Linked DNA regions of Mus musculus: regions 1 and 2 are each linked to region 3. Evidence: chromatin loops called from intact Hi-C (ENCODE). Cell type or tissue: gastrocnemius. All regions are shown on one strand.

Evidence for each region. Hi-C counts contacts between places; a loop is a spot of excess contacts. Peaks named below come from ENCODE experiments on the same cell type or tissue, not always from the same donor. Only the 100,000 strongest peaks of a DNase experiment are listed, where the experiment ranks them.
Region 1: it touches region 3 in a loop (5-fold over the local background); 11 of 42 quality-filtered maps call a loop at or near these places.
Region 2: it touches region 3 in a loop (6-fold over the local background); 30 of 42 quality-filtered maps call a loop at or near these places.

What each region holds. Positions count from the first base shown.
Region 1 is chr3:121,258,234-121,266,233 of GRCm38, reverse strand. Tlcd4 (TLC domain containing 4) reads left to right here and starts at 3,067. Exons shown (of 8, transcript NM_001355678.2): 1 at 3,067-3,534. In gastrocnemius, no CTCF peak of the experiment used is centred here; DNase peaks (open chromatin) are centred at 2,855, 3,378 and 7,034; H3K4me3 peaks cover 2,649 bases; H3K27ac peaks cover 3,633 bases.
Region 2 is chr3:121,495,635-121,503,634 of GRCm38, reverse strand. It overlaps Slc44a3 (solute carrier family 44, member 3), which reads left to right. Exons shown (of 15, transcript NM_145394.3): 10 at 5,751-5,916. Among named protein-coding and RNA genes, the nearest start is that of Gm38684, 32 kb to the left of the region's middle. In gastrocnemius, no CTCF peak of the experiment used is centred here; a DNase peak (open chromatin) is centred at 3,217.
Region 3 is chr3:121,168,661-121,176,660 of GRCm38, reverse strand. Rwdd3 (RWD domain containing 3) reads left to right here and starts at 4,966. Exons shown (of 5, transcript NM_028456.3): 1 at 4,966-5,069. The coding sequence starts at 4,985. In gastrocnemius, a CTCF peak has its summit at 4,921 (motif pointing left); a DNase peak (open chromatin) is centred at 4,939; H3K4me3 peaks cover 1,404 bases; H3K27ac peaks cover 1,131 bases.

The DNA.
Region 1 (8,000 bases), 90 kb before region 3:
GACTCATATATCTATATCTATGACTTTTATTAAAAATAAAATGTAAAGAAAGGTAATACACATATATTCAGGGAGAAAAACATAATGTAAGCACAAAGAACTCAGAACTTATCCAGCATTTTACCCCTATAGGGATAACATTTTTTAATATCTTCAAATAGTTTCTTCCTAAAACACAATGGAAAGTAATTTTAAGTAAGTACTCATAACATCTGGCAAAAAGTTCTTGATATACTAAAAGTCCTAGTGCAGTCATTCATTTCTGTTACTAGCTGAACCATGCCCCTAAACCCGGCCCCTCTCACCTCCCTTCCTCCCCACCCCCACCTTTCCCCTCCCCTCCCCTCCTCTCCCCACCCTTTCCCTCCTCTTCCCTCCCCTCCCCTCTCCTCCTGTGCTGTAGATGAACCTAGGGCCTTGCACATGCCCAGCAAGGGCTTTGCCTCCGAGACAGGTTTCTAGCTCTAGCCCAGACTTTCTGATCAGAATGTGTGTGATCATCTAGACTTCATCTCTCAGCTGGGCGTGGTGGCGCACGCCTTTAATCCCAGCACTTGGGAGGCAGAGGCAGGTGGATTTCTGGGTTTGAGGCCAGCCTGGTCTACAGAGTGAGTCCCAGGACAGCCAGGGCTACACAGAGAAACCCTGTCTCGAAAAACCAAAAAACCAAAAAAACCCAAAACCCCCAAAAAACAGAAAGAAGAGAACTGAGCAATTTTTCCTGAGCTCCATTGTTATTTTAAAAAACAAAGTAGTTTTCAGTCTCAGTTTAACAATCAGCTCTATTTAGAAGTGTAAGGATTTTTTTAAAACTAATTCATCAGGGAAATTTGTATCATTTAAGAGAATTTTTATTTTATTTTTTTTATCTTTATTTATTTGTATATTTTATGTATACGAGTACCCTGCTGCATGTACACCTGCATACCAGAAGAGAACACTAGACTCCTTTATAGATGGTTGTGAGCCACCTTGTGGGTGCTGGGAATTGAGTTCAGGGCCTCTGGAAGAGCAGCCAGTGCTGTTAACTGCTGAGCCGTCTCTCCAGCCTTTAAGGGTAGATGAATAAATATTTTTACTTCTCTTGAGCGGTTTCTTTGATCAAATAGCACAAAAAGTGCAATTTAGCTTTGACGCCCGCAACACACTAGAAATTCAGGACTTCATACAGTAAACACAGGATTTTGAGGAAGTTTTGTTAAGAGTAACTAAGATTTAAAAGTGAATAATTGAAATGACCAGTCTAAAGAAATTCAGAAAATATACAGTAGGTATATTCTCTGCTAAAATCACTTTTTTTTTGTTAGACTAAAATTTAACATTCAATGTGGGCATGTATTATGGTGCATCTTACATGAGTTAGATGTCAGCCTGGGCTAGCTGAGACTGTTTCAAAATGGGGGTGGTGGAGGGAAAGTAAGTTTTGAAATTCAACTAGTATTTTCAGATCTCAATGTTTGTCCTTGATATAATCACTATGTAATCTCAATACACTCTTGCAGTTTGGTAATGCATTGATAGAGGCTCATGAAGGAATCCCGGGACAGTCACATTTCCATAGTGTATTTCCATAGGTTGACTTGGCTTGTTAGGTTAATTACTGTTGGAGTTAGAGAATTATAGATGTTAAGGGTAATGGTGGTGCATTATCAGGAGAGAACAGAGCAACTGACCAACAATGAGGAGCTAGGATAAGTGCCTGCAGATGACAGTCCTGAGATAGCACTGTGAAATTCGTCTTAGCTGAACTGACCCTATAGATATCTGCCTATAACCATCACATGCCCACACAGTTATGAGAGGAGCACATGAGTACATGAAGCAGCTATGGGGCAAAGCAAAAACAGTCAGGGGCTATGCAGGTTGGGAAATATCTGTGATGAAACAGGTGTGGCCACAGCGCTGTGGCCCTGGAATGCCGAGACGCTTGGGTAGAACACAGGGAACGATCTGCATGGTCTTCCTGGCTGGTTTTCTGACCGTGTAGCTCATAGAGGTTTTCTCTGTGGTTCCGCCTAGACCGGGGAGCTTTCAGAAATAATTGAATTGTTCCATTTCTATAGATGAAGACGTGAGCTTCATTGAGCTTAGTTAGCTCAGTCAGCTGGAGACAGCTCGGCTAAAAAATGGACTCCAGGTTCTAATAAATAGGATTTCGGTTCTATTGCTTTCCAAGATGAATTTAAATACAGATGTGGTGTGAGATTATGTGTACATTTTCTGGCCTAAATTGGCAGCAGATGCTTCCCTGTGTGTATGCATATTATTAGGTCAAATATGTAAGCTTTATTTGGTAGGTATTTCTCACAAACAACTGCCCTATGTCATTAATGTTGAAATTTCCAGGTTATTCGATTTATGTAGAATTCATCTAGTTCCAAAAATAGGACTTGTGACTGCTTTTTTTTTTTTGGCAAATCATACAGCTTGTGTGTACCTCTGCATTATTTAGTTTTATTCCAGTTAATTGGATCTGGTTGATACAGCAGGTCGGAAAGCAGAGTTTATAGACTTGGCAGTTTGGGATACTCAGCCAGTCCTAAAACAAAACAAAAACAAACAAACAAACAAAAAAAAAACAGTCCAGTCCCATTTAAACATCCTGACCGCAGAGGGGTCCCGGATATAGATGGATTGCTAATGTACCCGTTTTTGTTACGTGGAAATCGAATCCAGGGCCTTGGACATGCTAGGCAGGAGCTATACTTGGATAGCTTGCGGTCCTTCAAGGGTGTTCTCCGGGGGTTTGGGAAGAGGCTGCTCTGGGACATGACGCCTCTTCTACACACGTGCCTCCTAGCCGGCTTGGCACGCACCTGCAGCCTCAAACCAGAACGGGGCGGGGCTGGACTTTGGCCGTGGCAGACGTGGCAGAAAGAAAAAAAAAAGCATCAGTTGCCATTTCATCTCCTCGACAAAGCAAACCATGCGGATCTTTTGCACAGCGTTTGGGCATATAAGACAGAATTCCCCATTGAAAAGGGGTTTGGGTTACGTGGCGAGCCGGGGCGCTGACCAACGCGGGGGCGGACTCACATACTTCTTCTCCCCACTCGTGAGGTCTGTGACTTGCTGGGAAAGCCCGCGCACCGCACACTGCACCCGGGCAGAGGTGTGAGCTCTCAGGGTTCCTTCGCAGCCCACCGCCTAAGCTCGCGGCTTCGAGCTCCCGCCGCGATCCAAGTCCCAGCGCCGGGAGGTGGGCCCCACGCGCGGCCTCCGGGCCCCGCCCACTCTGGCCTGGGGTCGGAGCCGCGGCGAGCGCCAGCCCAGTCCGAGCGGCCGCGGCCCCTTTAAGGAGCCGCTCTGCGGTAACCCGAGCCCGCAGTCCGGGCGGGCGCGGCGGCAGCGGCGGCGCGAGCCTCGGCGACAGCTCCTCCGGGCTCCCCCGGCTTTCCGCGAGCATCTCGCGCGTGGCTCCGGCCGGCGCAGCCTTCGGGCCAGGCTGGATGACCAGGCGCCTGTGAGCCCCGCTGCGCTCTCCCGGCCCCGCGTAGCCGCCGCCCGCGGGAGTCGTCCCGGGACCCGGCACAGGTGACGCCGTTTGGACGGGATCCGGGAGGAGGGCGGCCTCGCCCAGCGCAGCCTCGGGCACTGCGCCGCGTCGCACCGGCCTAGCGCGGCCGAGCTCGGGCGCCCGAGGCGGGTGGGAGCGCGCGGGAGGCTCTCGCAGGTGTGCGGCGGCGCAGCATCCTTCCTGCTGTCGGCCCCGCGCCGCTTAGCTCGGAGCAGATGATGTCCCGGGCCCGCGGCCCCCGGCGCTGGCCCGGGGTCCACTCGGTTCTCCCAGGCTGCTTGGTTCGGTCCCCCGGCTTTCCTGCTTGGCTAGAGGCAATCAAGGGGTCTGAGCCCAAAGCGGGTGGGTGCAACCTCTGGGCCTGCGGGGGACGCTTTCTTGCGAGAGACCGGCTCAGGGTCGGGAGCATCAAGTGGCATCCCCATCCTCCTTTTCTAAAAAAAGTAGCCTATTTTTACCCCCCACGACTCTCAAGTGGGTCCCATTTTTAGCCACCTGAGTGCTTAAGTCTAGTGGAGGGAGAATTGGTTTCTCTTTCCAGCCTCTGTAACCTCCTGGCAAGTTGGTTAAACTAAGTGCCTTCGTTTACCTTGGTAGGAAATGGGGCCTCTAATGCCACTATCTTATTTTCCCACCTTTCCAAGATGGTAGGGCAGCCTCTGTGAAAGTGGTTTTAAGTTAAGTTCATTTAACGGACACTTGCTGGCCTGTGTTTTTGTTTTTATTTGTAAGCATTTTCGAGCCACTGTACATGTGTATGTAAAACTGCAAAATATTAAAAAGTAATCTTTGATGTTTAAATTAACTCAGATACCAGTTTGGAGGCAATGTGGGAGAGTTTGTGTGGATGGTGGGAATTAATGTGTTTAATACTCATGTCTGTAATTTTATTTAGTAAAACCTTTACATAGTCAGATAATTGAAAAATTAAAAATGGATCTAGGATGGGGATGTTTTAAGGTGAAATTAACGTTTATAAGTAGTTTCTTAAGTCAATATATTCAGGAATCCCACTGCCCATGTTCCATCAGGTTAAAGATCTTTTCTCTTTGTTTCTATTTTCCTTAAGTTGTATGGATGAAACGAAATAAGATGTGTGTACCGGTGATGTCAGAAAAACTTGAGACTAGTTGTGGAGGCTCCCCTCCCCTGTGCCATGTGATGATCCAGAGAATTTATTCTCTTTGGATCCCTGCAACTCCTCTCACCACACTGCCTCTGTCCAGCGCTTCTCTGCGGTGCCATCTTTCAGGAGTTTTATCTGTCTGGGCTGGATGTCTTTGCCCCAGTTGCTTAGTCATTATCACTAGCTTTGTGCTTCTGCTCCTTCCAGTAAAAGCCTTCATCACTTGGGGGAAAAGAAAAAATTATGGCTCTTGCCACTAAAGTCCTCTCTGTTCACTTGGAAGCGCTAGGGGTGACAGTTGTCAGAGGCTTGAAACGTCAATCACCAGAGAAGATGGACGTTTGCTAAGAGTTTTCTAAATAGACCTACAGAGTAAGGATGCTAGAGTTGGCCAGGCCTTGCATGTTTGCTGAAATCTCTGTTGGAGAGATTCCACTGGACTATCAAGAGAGGCCCTGTGAGGTGACCACCGAGCTCTGAGAAGCTAAACTGTGCTAAACTGGGTAAGGATACTCCCTGCAAAGGAGTGGGAAGGCAGAAAAGTGCCCTGCAGGAAGGGATGGCTACCTTCCCAGACTAACATCACCAATGGAGCAATGGAGCCTGGGTTTCTGAAGGGAGGCAGGGAAGGGGCTGAGGTACAGAGAGGAAGTGGAAGAGTCTGAGGTTGCTCTGTCACTCTTTGAGAATTTATTGTCCCTCACCATCAAGGGCAGCTATATTACAGTCATCAGACCTGTTCCTTCCACTTCCCTTGGTGCTCCAAAGGAGGCCTGGCACACCTGTGTCCTCTCAAAGCCCCATTTATTACAGGACACCACGCAGTTTAGTTCATAAACCCATCAGACCTCAAATCTCCCTCCACCCTGCTTCCAAGTTAATATTCTGTCTTACAGATTAAAGATTCAGTTGATCTTTGCTGTCAGGGCTTAGCTGAGCAGTCTACACTACACTAAGATACAGAAAAGTTGTTGTTGTTGTTTGTTTGTTTTTTTCTACAGTTTTCCTTTTAAGGAAGATAGTGAACTAATGAGATTAGTGGCCATATGTCCAAGGGGGCCTGAGTGGAAGGTAAAGTTAACGTGAGTTATGTTGGCTAGCCGGTGCCATCGTCCTTGAGCAGTTTAGGGATCCCACTGAGTGTAGACGGTTTCCTGGTACTCTCCCTACTCCCAAGTGCCCTGTGAGGGGGTGGGGGAAAGAGAGCGGTATGGGAGGTGGACTTCCCATCATTCCTTGGGATGGCACACACACTTGAACTGGATGTTAAGGACAGCTGTATTCACGTGACACGTAATATTTGTTAGGAACACATCCCATCAGGACAGTGATGTAATTTCGTAAAGGAGCCCAAAGCACTTTGGCAGCGTTTTCCCTTAAGCATGAAAGGTGGCTCGCTGAGAGATGGAGCCCTGCTGCTCTGAGACCTGCTGTTCCTTCGAAGGCCTTGGAGATCCCAGCAGGTCCCAGAAGCCAAGATAAGGCAGCACTAGAAAAGAGGTTTCTTTGCTGAGGTAACATGGATGTATTTAGGAAGAGGTAATCCTGTGGGTGCCCCAGGAGCTGGTAGTACCGTGTAACTGATCAGCAATCTTGAAAGTAGCCCTTGAAGATAGCTGCCCATCCACCCAGGGCTTAAACCACACGCAGAAAGGAGCTGTTGAATAATGGACCAATGTCCTAGACCTGACAGAAACAGTGCTTCAGGCATTACTGGGCCAGGACACCAGAAAGTTCAGTTTTACTTTGAGACCCAGAACACAAATAAGTATATGAGCATCTAAAATAAGTTGTTATTCTTGTTCTGTTTCTAGTTTTGTTTTGTTTTAAAAAAACTCCTGACCGCTAGTCCACCGTTTGTTTAATCGGTGGAAAACCAAGTAGGGTAGGGTAGGGTGGCCTAGTGATACCGGAGGGGATGGCTGAGCCCTAGCTGGATGTCTGCGGACAGAAGGAAGTGTGGGACCTGTCTGGTCTGTGAAGGTATGAGACTCATAGAGCCAAACGGCAGCTGGATGGGGCAGATGCAGACAGAGACTTCCCACTTGTCTGTTCACTGCAAAGTCAAGCAGATTGCTTCTGAAGGGTGAGGAGGACGAAGTGTGGAAAGGAAGTTGCGTTTGGATTTCAAAGCAGATCTCTTTGGAGCAGTAGCTCCTTCTTTGTAGAGTTTGTGAGGAAACAAATGGGCCAGAACAAAATAGCTGATGGATTTAGGTCATGTCCACTTCTGTGGGCCGCCTCGCCTCGCCTCGCCTCGGGGAGCGCAGGGGCGCTCAGATGTGGGAAGGATGAGGAGGCAGGCGCACACTTCCTGCCTTGGAGAAGTTCTGAGCTAAGCTCAGGGGGTGCGTTGTTCCTAAGCCCCGCTTCCTGGTTGTGCTCAGGAAGAAGTTGGCTGCCTGCCTCACCAAGAATTGGAACACTATTCTCATTCTCTTTTATAACACGGCTGGGCTATCAAGACTTCCTCAGAGGTCGGTTCCATGGTCCATGATCAAATTCAAGCGTCTGTCTCTCAACCAGTGTCGGCAGCTAATTCTGCTTTGTGTCCTGCAGTTGGCCAAGGGCAATGACTATTCTTTGGACTTTTGGTTTCCCTTTTCATAACAGTTAACGTCTGGCCCCCACCCCTAGGTAAAACAAAGCCTACCGAAGAAAGTACACAGGTATCCGAGCCTGTTGCTTAGTTACTGCAACTTAGTTAGATTTTGTCATTGACATCTGACCTAGTTGGGTCCTCCTTTTGAACCATCTGGTCTCCTGATGTACCTTTCTGACTGCAGGTGATATTTTTTTTTTAGGTGTTTAACATCAGCCCTTCCCTTTTTAAAATCTGCCTGGCATTTGTCCAATGCTTTCATTAGTATTACCTCATATCCTCCAGTTTTGGTTATCTGCCCAGCTACTCCTGTGAGCTCAGTTTTGGATCCCAGGCTCTAGAGACAGCTATATATGCTGTTGAGTTTTCTGTATCGGCTTTAATTTAACTTTCAGTTTGGGGGCATAAGGAGAAAGTATCCCCGTCAGGCTCACTTCATTTCATTCTCTCCAAGCAAACTTAAAACCCATTGAAAGATGTATTTTGGGGGCTGAGGATGCACGCCGTAGGGGAGACAGCTCTGTGCTGAGCCCCCAGTGCTGCAATGAGCACTGATAATGCCTTCTGTCTTGGTGTGTGTTTATTTGATGGAATGGTAGCAAGAAGGAATTTTAATTGATTTATTATTATTATTATTATTATAAGAATTTCATCACGTTTTATAACTAATTTGCCTATTTTCTTTTTCCTTTTCTTTTCTTTTCTTTTCTTTTCTTTTCTTTTCTTGTCTTTTCTTGTCTTTTCTTGTCTTTTCT
Region 2 (8,000 bases), 330 kb before region 3:
GTGTCTGCTCCCTTTTGGATATTGTCCTACCCAGCTGGCCTGTCTTCCTTAAGAATCTGCCATCTACAGTGATCAGTGTACCACTATAGACTCTAGAAAAGCTTTAAAACGTGCCTACAACATCAAGGCTATATAGCTTGATACATTTTAATCAGAGAATTAAGAGTGATCTTAGAACTTTATCTCAAAGATCTTTAATCGAATATGGGGGAATTGGAACAATGTCTCCTCTCCTTCCAGAGGACCCAGGTTCAATTCCTAGCACCCAGATGGTGACTCACAAGCATCTGAAATTCCAGTTCAAGAGATTTTTTTTTAAATACCTTCTATGTCCTCCATGGACACCAGGCATACATATGGCACACAGACATAAATGCAGACAAAGCCCTCATGCACATAAAATCAAAATTAAAAAATAGAATATGTCATTTAAAGAATGTCTATCCATCTCTACATTTATCTACTCGTTCAACAATTGCTGTAAGTTAAAAATCCTATTAAAACACACGGACATAGTGAGTTAGTGATGGTGCCTACCCTTGGTCCTAGCACTTGGAGGCAAGTTAAGAAGATCTCTGAGGGTGGGGCCAGTCTAATCTACAAAGAGTTCCAGAACATCCAGGGCTCTGCAGAGAAACCCTGTCTTGTAAAATACAAAACACACGGACAATGCAGGTTTCCTTATTTGGAAGACAAAGAAAAACTTATATTAAGTAAGGTAGGTAAGTGACCGGAATAGTTGGTAAGATGTAAGGAGAAAATAAAGCAGAGGACAGGGGCGTCAAATGCCTGAGGAGGCTGGAACTCAGTTTTTAATTTGGCCCTTGGGTTGGGTTAGGGTTAGGGGTGGGTTAGGGTTGTATTAGGGTTAGGATTATGGTTGGGTTAGGGTTAGGGCTAAACAAATATACTTGAACAAAGACTTGAAAGCGTTGTACAGGGCCACAAAGCTGGCTTAGGGAAGGAAGAATGTCCCAAGTATCGGACCATAAAGAAGACAGGGTTCTGGGGACAGGAAGGAGGCAGATTTAGCTAGAGTGGTGTCATTAATAGAGAGGTGAATTCATGAAGGCAGTCAGAGAAGAAATGGGGTAAATCCTGGGGCTGTGAAATGGGAAATCTGGAGAACCCAGACCGGACCCGATGCTCATTTTAACAGCAGTAATGCTTAGTAGAGAGGAATGGTGTTGCATGGCTACTGGGTCTGTGCAGTGCAGTGTGACATACTGGGTTCTGAGGCTACTTTAGAGAGTGTCGTATCTGATGATGTAATAGATGGGAGAGGGAGGTAAAGGAGTTGGCGGTGGCTTTGGGTTGGTTCACGTGGTCTCTCACTTTAGCAGCAGGAAGATGTGAAGGTCATGAACTGAGATGGAGCAGAAAGCTGAGTGCATTTCATGAGTAGAAATTAGTTTGGGGAGTTATTTTTAATAACTATATGGATATTTCCAATAAGCAATTATCTATGAGCCTGAAGTTCAGAAGGAACACATAAACAGTATCTGGGAGTAGATAAAGAAAGGATTGTGCTTTGAGATAGTTCACTGTTGTGTTAGGATGTCCAGGGCTAGCTGTAGTCCGGTAGCTGTGCTTTGGAGGTGTCATATCACCCTGGCTTTTGGTGATTGTGTTCTTTTGAGGTCCTTTAACCATCTGGATGGGTTTGGTCTCTGGATATTCTTGTCATAGTAGTTATTGGGAGGGGGATGAACCTCAATGGTCCTGGTGTGGCAGGTCTCTGATGGCTATCCTTGGGCTGTATAGTTTCTGATGTGCAGGTCTGTATGGCTCAGGAGCCTCCGGTCCAATGGAAGTCGCCCTGGGTTAGCAAGCTGCTCAGGGCAGTTTGGCCTGGCCCACAGTGCTCAGAGAACAGGGAAGATGGGAGGGGGAATGCTTAACTGTATGGTTCAGGAGTCTCGGGTCTGATAAAGGTAGGAGGAGGGGGTGGTAGAAGAATGGAGGTTCTCCCTGGGCTAGTGGGCTGTTCAGTGCAGCCTGGCCTGGCTTGGCTCAGAGTGCTCAGAGAGTAGGGAAGTGGGAAGGGAAAGAGAAGTTCACCTGTATGGTTCAGGAGTCTGACAAAGGTGGAGGAGAGGTAGAGGGACATTTCAATGTTAACGCCCTGGAAGACCAGGGTGTAGCTCAGTGGTAGAGCACTTGCTTAGATTTGCTCTTGAAAAAATAAATAAATGGGCTCTGGAGATGAGAAGGGACAGCAAGATGGGTTGAAAGTGAAGGCCAGAGCTAGATGACAAAGGTGGTTTCTGGGAAAGAGTAGCTGGGCATCTGAGTGGTTCAGTGTCTAAGGCAGGGATGAAGATCTCAGCATTGACTTACGACAGCAACTTGGAGGTCAGATTGTTGTAGAGACGTGAGCATAAATTGACAGAGGGTGGGAGGGAAGGAATTGGAGGATCTAATATTGACCATGAATCAATCTGGAGGGATTTAACTATGAAAGAGGCAGAAGAGAGGAAAGAGTCCAGAGGAGATTTTTTTTTTAATGGAGACAGTTAGTAATGGCTCAGGAAAGGGAGTATTTTGGTGGGGGTGGAGGATCTAGTGGCAGGGTTGGCCACAGGCTCAAGGGCAGCTTATCATTTTAAGGACTGGGGTTAAATTCCGGACATATCGATAAGTATGCCTGGGGAGTTGGCATAAGGAAAGGTCTTCTGATTGCCTCATTTTTCCTTGAGTAACAGGAATTGAGGTTGTTGGCTCTGAGGTTGGAGGAGAGATTAGATAGCCGTTGTCTAGAAGATAAGATGAACAAACAAACACGGTCATCTGTAAGTCCCTCGGACTCTCAGAGGAGTTATCAAGGGTTCTTTTGCCTCTTCTATTTTTGCTCCTAATAGCTAATGTCCACCCAAATGTCCAAGTACTGGACTCAGTGAGTGTTGACTGTCAACACTGGATCATTTTACCCATGATTCATTTGCAGCTAACCCTGCATCTCACTCGCTGTTCTTAGCCCCTTATCCACTAATTACACTTGCTAGCATATAACCTTAGAGTAGCGATGTGATGGAGTCACAGAGAGCGAGAAGTCGCTATTACTACCCTCAATCGAAGAGTGGAAAAAACAAACAAACAAACAAAAAACCCTAGATTTCTAGAAGGTTCCATGGTTTGTTTGTGGTTGGTCAGCCGCCCTCGAGGATCTTGCCTGCACCAACACAGCCCGTCCAGGAGAGGGCAGCCCTGCATGCATAAGCACGCCTGCCCCGCCCTCAGGCTCTGGAACACTGACTATGAAGGTCCTTCTGTTCCCATTCAAGCTGCAGTCCTTGATCCTTTGAGAGATCTGCTTCGAGCAGTGTTTCCTCCCAGGTAGCATTTGGCATCATATGAAAGTATTTTGAATTATCAGAAATGGGGAGTAGAGGCAAAGCAAACTCCTAAACACCCACAAAGGCATTAAACCATCACTACATCCTATGCAGAAATGTCTGCTCCAAAATGCCAATGAGTGCCTTGAGAAGCTAAACAATCCTGTCTTGGTGAACATCTATAAACCGCTCAGTAAAACTGATAGAGAGGCACAAATAATAGACAGCCTCAGGAGACGGAAAGATGGCTCCTGGAGCGCAAGCAAGTGCTGTGCAAACTTAACAACCTGTGCTTGGATCCCCAGAACCCACATAAAAGCTGGACGTGGTAGTGCACGTGTCTGCAATCCCAGCATGCCATAGGAAAAGGGAGGAGGAGACGGGCGAAGCTCCGGAAGCTTATGTTCCAACTACCCTGGCTATTGCAGCCATAAAGAGACTATCGCAAACAAGGTGGTAAGTCGAGGACCAGTACATGAAGGTTGACTTCCGACTGCCACATGCAAGGGACGGCACATGTGCCCACACCCACGCACATAAGCACACCCGATTGCCGGCACGCAGGGGATATGTAGGGGAGATTTGATACTTCAACCCACAGAAATTAGTCAAAAATAGCCTCTGGGTTTGGCTTTTTTAAAAGATGTCAAGTCTTTGAGGGTCAAGTGCATCTTGATTTATCACTTCAAGTGCTCCACTTGCTGACCGTTATCACCAGTGTGACAAACTAGGAAATGTGTAACAATGGCCATGCAGGGCAGCCAAGAGGAAAGATTGTCCCCTCTTAGCATCCATACTAGCTTTCTGTCTGTCTGAGAAAAATGATGCCCCACCCCACTCTATGTAAATATTCTGTACCTCCAAAGCATAATTTGCTGTTGGCACTCGTCATCTTACAGAAGAGGAACTGCAAGCTTCTCAGGCCCTGTGCACTTCAGATGGTTCAGAGTATGGGTCTCAAAGCCTGCTGGCTGGCCTGATGTATCTAAGGGGCATGGTCACCACGAGGGTCATTTGCTTGTTGCTGGGAACACTTTTCTAAAACATAGCAGCTTTAGAAAAACATAGGCAGATTTCTGAGCTCACCTGAAATGCGTCTCCTTCCCAGCCAGATGAGCTGGACAGTCAGTAGACCACTGTTGGCTTGTCTCTGTAAAGCAAGCTACCCCACTACTTCCCACAGTGGCCATCTTGCTTGACAGAACTTAGAGAGGAAGGAATGGAGACAAGCCAGCGGAATCTGTTTTGCTGAACATTTATTATCTTCAGCCTTTCCCTCGCTGTGTGAACTCTAGGGCGAGCGTCTAAAGGCAAATGAACGGATGAACTGAAAGTCCACGTGTAGATGCGACAAGAGATACAAAAACATGTTTAAATCATGGGCAGGTTGTAGGTTTCACCAAAGACCAAAGCACCCATTTCTTCCTTATAATAAATAGTTTACTTGAAAAGCTCATGGGAGAACATTTGAAATCAAGCCCAGGCACAGAGCTGGGAGCTGGTTTACCAGTGTCTGCAGGATTGGTAGATATTTGTAATATCTACCGATATTTAAGGATGCTTTAGGTCAGAGGAGAAAGGAAAGCACACCAATAGTGAGCATTATTAAAACACCCTTGCTGACCTTAATGCAATACTGTGCTCCTGGAATACAGGATAGTGATCATATAAGAACGACAGTGATAATGATAACTGTTATCACCCAGGGAAGGCTACTTCTGTGGGCCAGGCTTTATCTCAGAAACTATTCAGATTATATCACTTTATGCTCAAACTACCAAGAAGGAGTTAGTACGCAGGCAAGACTAAGATTCTAAGAAGCTAGATAATGCGTCCTAGGCTTCTACAAGAAGGTTAACATTGAGATCTGAACCAAGGAAAGTAGGCATTTCACATGTGCCAAGAGGGTTTGCTCTTGAAACAAACTATAAGTGGAACCTGTTTGAGTAAAGGAAGACTCTAGAGTCTCTTTTATTGAGTCTACGGATTTGTTTTGTTTTGTTTTGTTTTGGTGAAGAGTTCTATAATACAGTCTTAATATTTTGTGTGTTTTTGTCAATGTAACATATTTGGCCTCCATCACACAAGACTATGTAACAGAAAATGCACAGGGCAAGGTATTTTTCTATTACTCATGAAACATCACTAATGTTGGACTCTTCGGCACCCATTTTCATGCCTTCAAAGGAGAATGAGTTTTAGGGTGTATGTCAACTGTCTTCCAAATTCCCTATAGTCACTGTCAATAGCGTTGGCACTATTTAAATTCTTAGTGTTTGGTGTATGACCTTAAGCTCTGACAGCTGCATTTTTGCATACTGCCAAAGACCAAGCGTGAAGAAACATGGTTCACTGAACCGTCTTCCAGGATACGGGAACTATCGGTGTAAAGCATGTTTGTATTATAAACTTTAGGTACTGCCCAGGTGATGGAAGGTGGCCAAGTGGAATATAAGCCTCTTTCCGGCATTCGGTATATGTGGTGGTACCATTTAATTGGCCTCATCTGGACTAGCGAATTCATCCTTGCATGCCAGCGGATGACTGTAGCAGGAGCAATGGTTGCTTGTTATTTCAACAGGTGAGTCCACTCTTTTATCCCTGAGGTTTGTCTGGGTGCTTTGGCTTGTATATGCATCTCTGAAGATATTTGCCAGTTTTTTACTCAATGCCTTAAAAGAGAGTAACAATAATTAGGAAAGGGGAAAAAAAAAGCCTGCATGGTGGCACACGCCTTTAATCCCAGCACTTTGGAGGCAGAGGCAGGTGGATTTCTGAGTTCCAGGACAGCCTGGTCTACAAAGTGAGTTCCAGGACAGCCAGGGCTACACAGAGAAACCCTGCTTCAAAAAAAAAAAAAAAAAGAAAAGAAAAAAGGACTAAGTTAAAATTTGGCCTATATGCTCACTTATTGGTCAGCGGAAATAGTCTCCCTTAAACCCCAAAATTCTCTAGGCTCTTTTGCTTAAACTATAATGTAGTTTCGTGTAATGTAGAAAGAAATTAGACAGCAAAGTAATTATATTCTCTAGAATTTAAAAATACCTAAAAGAAAAGCTTGTATTCTCCTGTAACTATCCATTCTTAAATACTATGGATCTATTTTATTTATTTTATTTTTATTTTTTAATTTTTTTTGGCTTTTTTTTGAGACAGGGTTCTCTGTGTAGCCCTGTCTATTCTGGAACTCACTCTGTAGACCAGGCTGGCCTTGAACTCAGAAATCTGCCTGCCTCTGCCTCCCAAGTACTGGGATTAAAGGCATGCGCCACCACTGCCCGGCCTATGGATCTATTTTAAATACACTCCAGTAACTATATCAATGGTTTTATCTTTGTAAAAATCAGAAGGATATTTACTTGGAAAAATAATGTTACACCCTAAAGGAACTGTGAACTATAATTCATGTCCTTAGAGTTAAGTGCCAGGGAATTAATTACTTACTTCAGTGTCTATGGCACATTGCCTCATGAAAATAATTGAGGACTATTGTTCCTCTACTCCCGCCCCACCCCCACTCACCTGTACCTGGGCCGTGTGCATCTCTTGAGTATAACTCTCCTCGGATTAGAGCCAGAAGAGCAGGCCCAAGACAATGACAGGGTTGCACTGGAAGAAGCAGTTTGCTCCTGGCAATGCTGACCCTCCTCTGGTCTCTCAGACCAAATGAGTAGATAAACATGAGCTTTCTGGAGTCCAAAAGCCAAGCAGCCAAGATTCATGCCACTAAGCAGTTGCCTCTGGATGATAAAGAGCACTGTGTGGGCTTTTAATACAGTGGTACCCTTTGGGAACCACATCATTAGGAACTCTGGAGGACTCACAGAGGGGCTGCTGCCCTTGGTTGGCACTGAGAGCCTCCCAGAAGCAGGAGATGGGAGTTGCTTCGTTTCCTATAAAGAAGAAAGATCTTCTCCCTCAGGTAACACATCTGTCTGAGAGAGAGAGAGAGTTATCTTAGCATAACCAGACCAAAGTGTTTCCAGCAAGGACTTGGATGTGGAGGCCCGGTGGTTCCGGGACATTGATCTCATCCCTACCTTCTCTCCACACTCTGTCATTAAAGAATTGTACAGGTCACGAGAAATGGACAAGCAATGACAGGCAATGAGAACTATCAGGCTTTGGATGCTAATTTAAAAAATAAAATAAAATTCAGCTGAATGATGAAAACTGAAGACATGACTAAGCACACTAGGAAAAGCTAGAAGGTCTGCTTGTGAGTGTTGGCTGTGTGCAGTTGTGCAAGAGTGGCAGGATTCAAGCATAAAGTGTGCTTTAAATTTGGCCAGATGGCTCAGCGGGTTAAAGTGACTGCCACGAAAAGCCAAGCGACCTGAGTTTGATCCCCAGAACCCATGCTAGAAAGAGAGATCTCACTTCCAGACGTTGTCCTCTGACCTCCACCAGGGCGCCCCAGGCCTCATGTTTCCACATACACAGCATACACACAAGCACTCAACAATAATAGATACAAATTTAGAAAGACAGATTGAAAAATACAGATAAATACAAAGCAAACTGTGCTTCCAGAGATGTTAAATCTTCAACCCCTAGATCCTTCTTCTTCCAGAAAGAGAAGAGGCCTTTGCTCTCCAGGGCTATAACCTAGAAGAGGGTCAGAACTCGGAGTATCTGGCAAAGCTGAGTTGTGGGCAATACTAT
Region 3 (8,000 bases):
GCATTGTTAGGAAGTGTGGCCTTGTGGGAGGAAGTGTGTCACTGGAGGCAGGCTTTGTGATTTCTGATCCTCAAGCCAAGCCCTGTGTCACTTTCTCTTACTGCTTCCTGCCAATCCAGATGTAGAACTCTCAGCTATGTCTCTATCATCATGTCTGCATGCATGCCACCATGCTTCCTACTGTGACAATAGTGGATTAAACCTCTTAAACTGTAAGCCAGCCCCAATGAAATGTTTTTCTTTATAAGAGTTGCCTTGGTCTTGGTGTCCCTTCAGAGCAATAGAAACCCCAACTGAGACAGGTTGTTCACAGGTTGGCTTTTTTTCTTTGTCCTTATTTGGTTGAAAAGGCAAGATGCTCCCTCAATCTCTCTGGTAAGGACATAAATGCCATTTGTGAGGGCTGTATGCTGATGACATGGTCACCTCCCAAATACCATCACATTCAGGTCATGGACCCAGAGAGGACACAGACCTTGAGACTAGAGCATGGGAAGCCACAAGATACAAATAAACAGAGTGATTTCAGATAGTGGTGAATGCTGTGAGAAAATGAAGGCAGAGCAGTAAGCTAGGGATCTGGGTGGTGGGGGACAAGGGAAGGAAAAGTGCTGGGTCCAGAAAATTACGTGACAACTTAATCTCATGACCAGCATTGAACTTGATGTGACAGGGACAGCAGGTTGCTTCCTCGTGGCATTGCCCTTTCTCTATAATAAAGAAATGATAAGAGTAGATGATACTTAATTTATTCTTCAATATCTAGGTGAATCCATGGTCTCTGTGATTAAACATGGTATTGTTCATATTTCCTTTAACTGCGACATTCATGGACTGAGATCCAGCCAACAGCATCGGACTGGATGTACGAGGACATGGCGGTTGGAACATCTCAGGTCATCAAGAACTGCACAAAACTGAGGATCAAGCTAGAACAGGGCCACGGAGCCCAAGTCTGGTCTAGACGCCATCTCCAGACCAGAATATGTGAGAGAGGAACACATGTGTGCTGTGAAGGCTGTGGAAGTTTTAGGATCTGTGCATTTCCCATCAGAGCCATTCCTAAGCCATAAATCCAGTAAGCACCTGAGGTTAGAATCTCTTAACCTCAGAGTTAGCATCCTTCCCCCTCTTCCTGAGCCTCCTGCGCTGTGCTTTCTTCTTTTCCCCTCTGCTTTTCTTACTGCTTGTCCTCTTAAATCAGTCATCTTTCAAAACTAATATGCCCAGAAGAAATGATCTATTGAGCACATTCAGAAATCAACTTTGAATACAGAAAACATAAACCTCACAGGAGAGAGCATTAGCTATGGTCTCTTACTTGTTCATTACACAGCCACCTCTCCTGGCTCCCAAACTATGACTGAGTACAATTTCAGACTGTCACTGCTTATGTCATTGATATGTCACTGTTTATGTCATTTTTAAAATTTCTTCTCTACCTTGTGGGTTTTTTTCCTCACCACTTCCCATTCTCTACTCTTTCCCTTTTCCTTCATAATGTCTTTCACCCTTCTACAGTGTTTCTGCTTGTTTGCCTTTAAGAACCCCAGGCCCCACTTTTGCTACTCTGCTCTGGGGCCTCCCTTTATCTCCCTCCATTTCAACCACTGTCTTTCCAAAACAGTCATATTTGCACATTTATAGCTCCTCCAGATAATAAAAACTGGCTCTCCTAGTCATAGACTGTGAGAAAAATATAAGGACTAAAAGGAATATATTTGCTGCAGCAACCAGAATTAATCATTGGGTATTATTTTAATTAGACAGACCTTAAAACTCTAATGATAAGGATGAGTTGTTTGGATAACATTGATAAGCATTGAACTGTCAGTGGACATTGCCCCGGGGACAGCTTCCCACACAGCAAGCTAGGACTGTTTTGATAGCATTTGTATTTAGGAGCCAAGCACAGGCAGATTGCAATGGATATGCTAGAGCAAAGACAGATAGATTATCTGGACGAGGTGCTGGCATATCTTGACCCAAAACAGAAATCCGGGCCAAATTCTCATGCAATTGAGTTGTTTCTATTTTGACATCATGGTGAAAGATAATTTTGCAACTTTGACTCTGTAACAGAACAGAAAGACTTATGATCAATTAATAGCACCCATTTGTACCCTTTTGGAAGCCTGTGACATTCCTGAACATTACAAAATTATTTTTCCTCCGGGCAAGTTTTGGGCAAAAGCATGGCACCATCCCCACTGTCCAACCATGTCAGGACCTTGAACTTCACTTTGGTTAACCACATGTGGCATTTCTTGTGCCTACAACATGGCGAGACAGTTTTCGACTACAGCAGATTGTATTTCCTTATCTAGATCGAAGGTCGGAGTGTGTTCTTGCTTCATCTCTGTCTCAAGAACTGTCACAGAGTCTGAGAACGTGTAGAGACCTGAGCAAGCACAGGAACGCTTTAGACACACACAGCATGGCTTTTCCCAGTTAGCTCTGTGTAGGAAACTGGCTTTTAGTGTCTTCTTCATTATTTTAAGGGCTGGAGCGCAACCTTGAGCAGCCCAGGCAGGTACTCCACCACTGAGACATTTTTGGGAGTAATTTTTAATGTTCTCAGATCATAATTTTTCTTATTAAGCCCACTCAGCTTTTTCTCAGGATAAGTAACGTTTCACCTTTCCCAATTGGCTTCAAGTTGGGTCCTGTTTGCTCGTGAAAGTGGGTTTTGACAGTCAGTAGAGCTGTTCTGGGAAAATTAAAAGAACTACCTGTCCACACTGACTTCCTGGGTTAGTGGTTTTAACTGGGGGTGAGAGGGTACGAGTCCCCTCCTATTCCAGTCTTGGGTACACTGCGCTTTAGGAGAAATGCATGGAGAGGTAGCACTGTTTTAGCAAATCACACACTGGTGTGCGTATTTGTGGGAGGTGGGGATAGAGGTGGATAATATACTCTCACTGTTCACATCCACTTCACATTTAAATATCTAGAATTTCAGTAGCCGCTGACTAGAAGAAATCTTATTACAAGAAAAATGATTATGGTGCCGTAGCTTCAGAGATCTGCCAGGTACCTGCTATTTCCGTTGTGTGAGAAATGCCAAGCAGACATCACGCTGCCTCTGTGATGATTACTTCTAAATGTCAGAGTGCAAGAAATGTATTCGAGGGATTTCAGTGTCTCCGGGTAGTGTCAATTTAGAAGACAATTCACATGAACTTTTTATTTAAGCATGCTAAATGAAGTATGAAAAGCAGGTTAAGGAATCAACGGAGAAAGGAAAGCAAAGAAGAAACCCACTGACCAGAAAATTTTAAGTATGATAATAGATGGCTGTACTTTTACATCAATTCCCATGGACCCCTTACTGACAGTAGGCTCCGGTGATCGCCTCCTAATCCTGCTGACAATGAAATCACGCTGTTCGTGTTATTTCGTTCATATCACACATTGAATTTGAAAAATTAAAACAGGATGAGGGCTATTCAATTATTGTGTGGACCATTTAACAAATATGACAAATAATCAAATTAATATTTTCCATTACTTTTAGCAGTAACATTGGACTTTAAACTGAAAATTGAATAACAGAGTGGTGCTGTAAATCAAAAAGTGTAATCTTTTCCCCAAATCTCTCTAACAGTTAATTATGAACCCACTGAACTTGCTTGAACTGCTATTTTGGAAATAACTCAAAGGAACTATTTTTTTTTTCTTTCTTCTAATACAAATTGGTTACATTATAGATAATCATGTGTTTAAATAAACCTTTATCTTTCTAATTATTTGCACAGCACGGTTCCTAATTGCCTGGGGTCACTGAAATCTCAGGGCATCCCTGGAAAAGCTTTTCTTGTCTATCTCATCAGATTTCCTTTCTCTTCTTGGAAGCCAATTTCTCTTCCTTTTTTCAAATTGCCCTTTTAGCAATAGAAATGATGATTGGGATAGTAACGTGGCCCAGTTAAAATTATTCTGACTTGTAGAAGTCAGTGAAAGGAGTCACTGAAGACCTACTTAAATTCTTTGATGAACTCACAGAATGTTATTTCTGATACAAACCAGTGGCATGAGACCTCCCCGAGTGAGCCAAAGGACTCTTGGGAGCTGCAGAATTAAAAATTTTTATTTTGGGGGCGGGGGGAGTCAAATGCACCTAGACAGAACTACTTACCACAAATTAATTTTGCTTACTAAAGTCGAGGTTGAAACAGATGCATCACTCATTCTGTTATCCTATTGTTACTGCGAGTGTTTTGAAATTTAGGTCAAGATTCAAAGATGGTGATTTCACCATTAAGCTTCAGGGATCAGAGAGGTAATAGACACATTATGTTATATGCATCGAATATCACCTGAACCGAACCAAACCGAACCAAATCAAATCAACTCAAATCAAATCACTGTAAAGCTAGTTTTTGGCTTTGGACCCCATCTCTAAGGAGTCTCATCTCAGTCTTCCCTCTTCTTCATCTTGGACTGGAAAGAGGCCCTGGAATCTAGACCTTGTGTGTAATCCCGAGGCTAGTGACCAACCAGGTCAGTATCCTGGAGGTCATTATCGTTCTCTTTTCTGAAATATCCTGACCACGAGGGTCACTGACCCTCATGAGGACATGGAATTTGTGTTTTGCTCACTGTGGGATCTCAGGACACAAAGTTCAAAAGCCTGACAAGGGCTCGTTCGCCTTGTTTGGCTTTTCTTGTTTGTTTAGGTTTTTTTTACTCTCTCCATTTCCTCCTAGCCTGGTGAAGCACGGTGGGTTCACAGCCTGGTTGTTCTTGTAGGGGACTTTGGGGCTTTACAGGTCTCTCTCTGATCCAGAAAACCACAGAGGCCAAAACTCAGAAGGTTCTGGGCGGACACATGCCACGCCCATAAACACGCCCATCTCCCCGCCCCCCGCCCGGCGCCATCCGCAGCCGACCTGGCTGTGAGGCCGGGGCGCCCCCCAGTGACCGTAGGGGAGCTTTGCTCCGGGAGGCGGCGGAAGTGGCTTTGGGTTCTGGTCGCACGGATATGGTGGAGGAGGTGCGGCAGGAGCTCTCGGCGCTGGCCGCGATCTTCTGCGGGCCCAACGAGTGGGAGATGTTGAGCTGTTCAGGTGAATACCCTGCCTCTCACCCTGCGGCCACTGCGGGGAGTCGGGGACCCGGTGTCTTGTGGCCCTGGACAGGAGTAGGAGGGGACTGGGGGGTGGGGTTGGCCTGCGCTTGCAGTGCCCTCCCCTGAGCTCGCCCTCTCCGCCCCCCTACCCCGTGCTCTCCCGCAACTAGACGGTGCGCAGTGCCCTCCTCGTGAAACCCAGCTCCTCCAAATAGTCGGCATCCACCATAAGCATTTGTGTATCACGTCCCTGACAACAGGACGCTGTAGTTGGTTGTCAGCCACGTGGAAGGCAGTCAGGAAATGCTTGTTAAGGTTTGAACTCTCCAGAGTTAATTGCCTTTGACTTTATTATTAATTTTTTTTGTTGTTTTACTTAAAAATATTTTTATTTTTACGTTTTCCAGGCTGCTGAAAAATGGCAGCCGATTCCAGACTTCTGCTGGACGCAGCATGGAGACCTTCTCTTCTAACCCAGGCAGGGCACCGACCCTCTGAGAGTTTATAGTCTGTAAAGCTATTACTATTGTTGTTATTATTAATTGTTTTAAAAAGCTAAAATTTCATTCTTGTCTTGGCTTCCGTTAAGGAACCCAGACGCTCCACTCACACACTTTTAAATTTTTTTTTGGCGTATGTATGAGTGTTTTGCATGCCTGTATAGACCTGTATGCTGAGTGTGCCTGGGAGGCCTGAATAGGACGTTCAGGGGCTAGGAGTTACCGAGGGTTTGAGAGCCTTGCCTTAAAGGTGCTGAGAACTGAACCCAGGGAATAGTCAGTGCTCTTAACCACTGAGTGCCCCCAATTTCCCCCTTTTGGGAAAATGTGCTGATGCAAATTATTCTCACCCTCGCTGAGCTGTCAAATATGTCATGTACATTTTGAGGTCAGTGAGAGCCATCCCTCTACTGTTACAATGTAACTACGATTGTAATGGCTTTTCTGACCATAAATTGGCTTAGCTCTAGGAAGACAGTGTGAGATGTGCTAGACCTAAGGAAGCTATATCTATGATTAGGAGGGCTTTGGGTTTCCATAAGATAAGTCAGTGACCCCTTTCTCCTATGCCTTCTTGCATGCACACATCTACAGATCTTTGTGGTGATTTGACGTTTCAGGCCATGTGAACTTTCTAGAAAAATGGAGTTGCTCTCTTCTTAAGTGCCTAGACCTGTCTTGTATATTTTTGAAACTTCCTTAAGACCCCTATGAAAGGATTTATTGTAGGGATTTGCCACCCTCTTGTGATTGGGTAGCATCCTGATCGGTTAGCATCTCCTGTCTCCACAATTCTCTCTATTGGTAATTGCTTCTGCCGGAGGCAGCTATTTAAAGGGATCACTCGTGTCTCCGAGTTCTTGTATCGTGACTTACTTGCCAATATCTGGGAGAAACGAACCTGTGATGTCCTATGACATTTTAAAAAAATGGTGGTGGTTTGCATTATGACCAATCAGATACTGTTGATAGGTCAGAGAAACCCCCCAAAAAGAAGTGCTGAGAGAGAGGGGGAGGGGGTTGTCTTAATACTCTGAACACTGCGGCTCTTTATCTGCTCTTAAATTGAGCATGACTTCAAGTCATGCCTCCTAATTAATTTAATTCAGTGTTCTGGCATCAATAAGTAATTGAATTATAAAGGAATTCAGTGTAACAGCTTCGGACATTTTGTTTTCTAGAAGGTTCACTGAAGAGTAGAACAGTTCAGCGATTGAAGCAGGAATGATTGACACACTCGGGAGCTGTGAGTGAGGCAAACACCAAGTGTAGCAGGCTTCGTGGCTTCTACCCTCGCTGCCAGCGGCAGTTCGGGTTTCAGGGTGTCACTCTGTACCCATCATTTCTTCCCTGGCCTCCACCAGATAAGTCTCTCCTGTCTTAAGTGAGATTAGAAGAATATTGCAGAGGGCCTACATTTCTCTGTAAGACAGGAAGACCTGGGTTGACCCCAACGGCCAGCTCTTGAGGCCCTGAGCCGAAAAGTCTTGAATAGATGGGTTCAGTTTAGTGGGGAGTAATTTCTTTTAAGAGTTTTGAGGGAGTTTGCATCCTGGCCACTCATGTTAGAGTAAGTTCAAAGGAAGAGGCGCTGTGTGTAACAGTCTCTTAGGGCTGGAAATAATGTAAACACCATATTCCCAGCTTGGGAAAGCAGTGGAGTAGCCAAATCAGGGATATTCTGTTCTTCTCCATCCCACGAGTCAGTCCAGGTGCCAGGGTTGGTGTGGTCACCTTGATCTTCACGTGGGTTTTAAGGAGAGGCTTGCTTAGCTTAGTTTGCATTGAGGATCACTGATGGTCACATAGATTACATCACCACCAAGCTCCACAGGGTTGGGTTTGGCACTGGGTCCCACTCCTCTGTAGGAAAGGGGCTGGTGCAGGAAACGTTCTTACAGTAAGACAATCCATGATGCTGAGAAAAAAAAAAAACAAAACAGTGGCAATAGTGTGGGTGGGATCCGGCTTATATTCAGAACAATCGAGTTGGTGGTGGGAGGTCCGCATTCCCCTTCAAGCATACACGTGTGTGGTCCCTTCTGAAGGTGTTATCATCCATTTTCCGGGTAGAGACACGGAGAGTATATGGCTGTGCCCAGTGCCTGTTATAAATGGAGTCGCAGTTTAGAAGCTATCTCACAGGATTAAAAGTTGAAAAAGAGAGGACTCGCATAACAGCTTAACTGCATCACACAATAGGCTGGCGATAGCTTCCCAGTGGGTTTTGTGTTTTATTAACACTGTTGTTCAGATTGGACTCTGTCCCCCTGCAAAACTGTTACAGTGACATATTGACGTTGTTTGCCGATGGTCTTGGCTGAACTCATCTCTCTAAAGTCCACATAGTCTTAGACTTTATTTTGAAAGAGTGCCACCTTTACCTTCCAGTCTTTCTAGTTGTTTTGTTTCCTTCTCTAAGAACGATG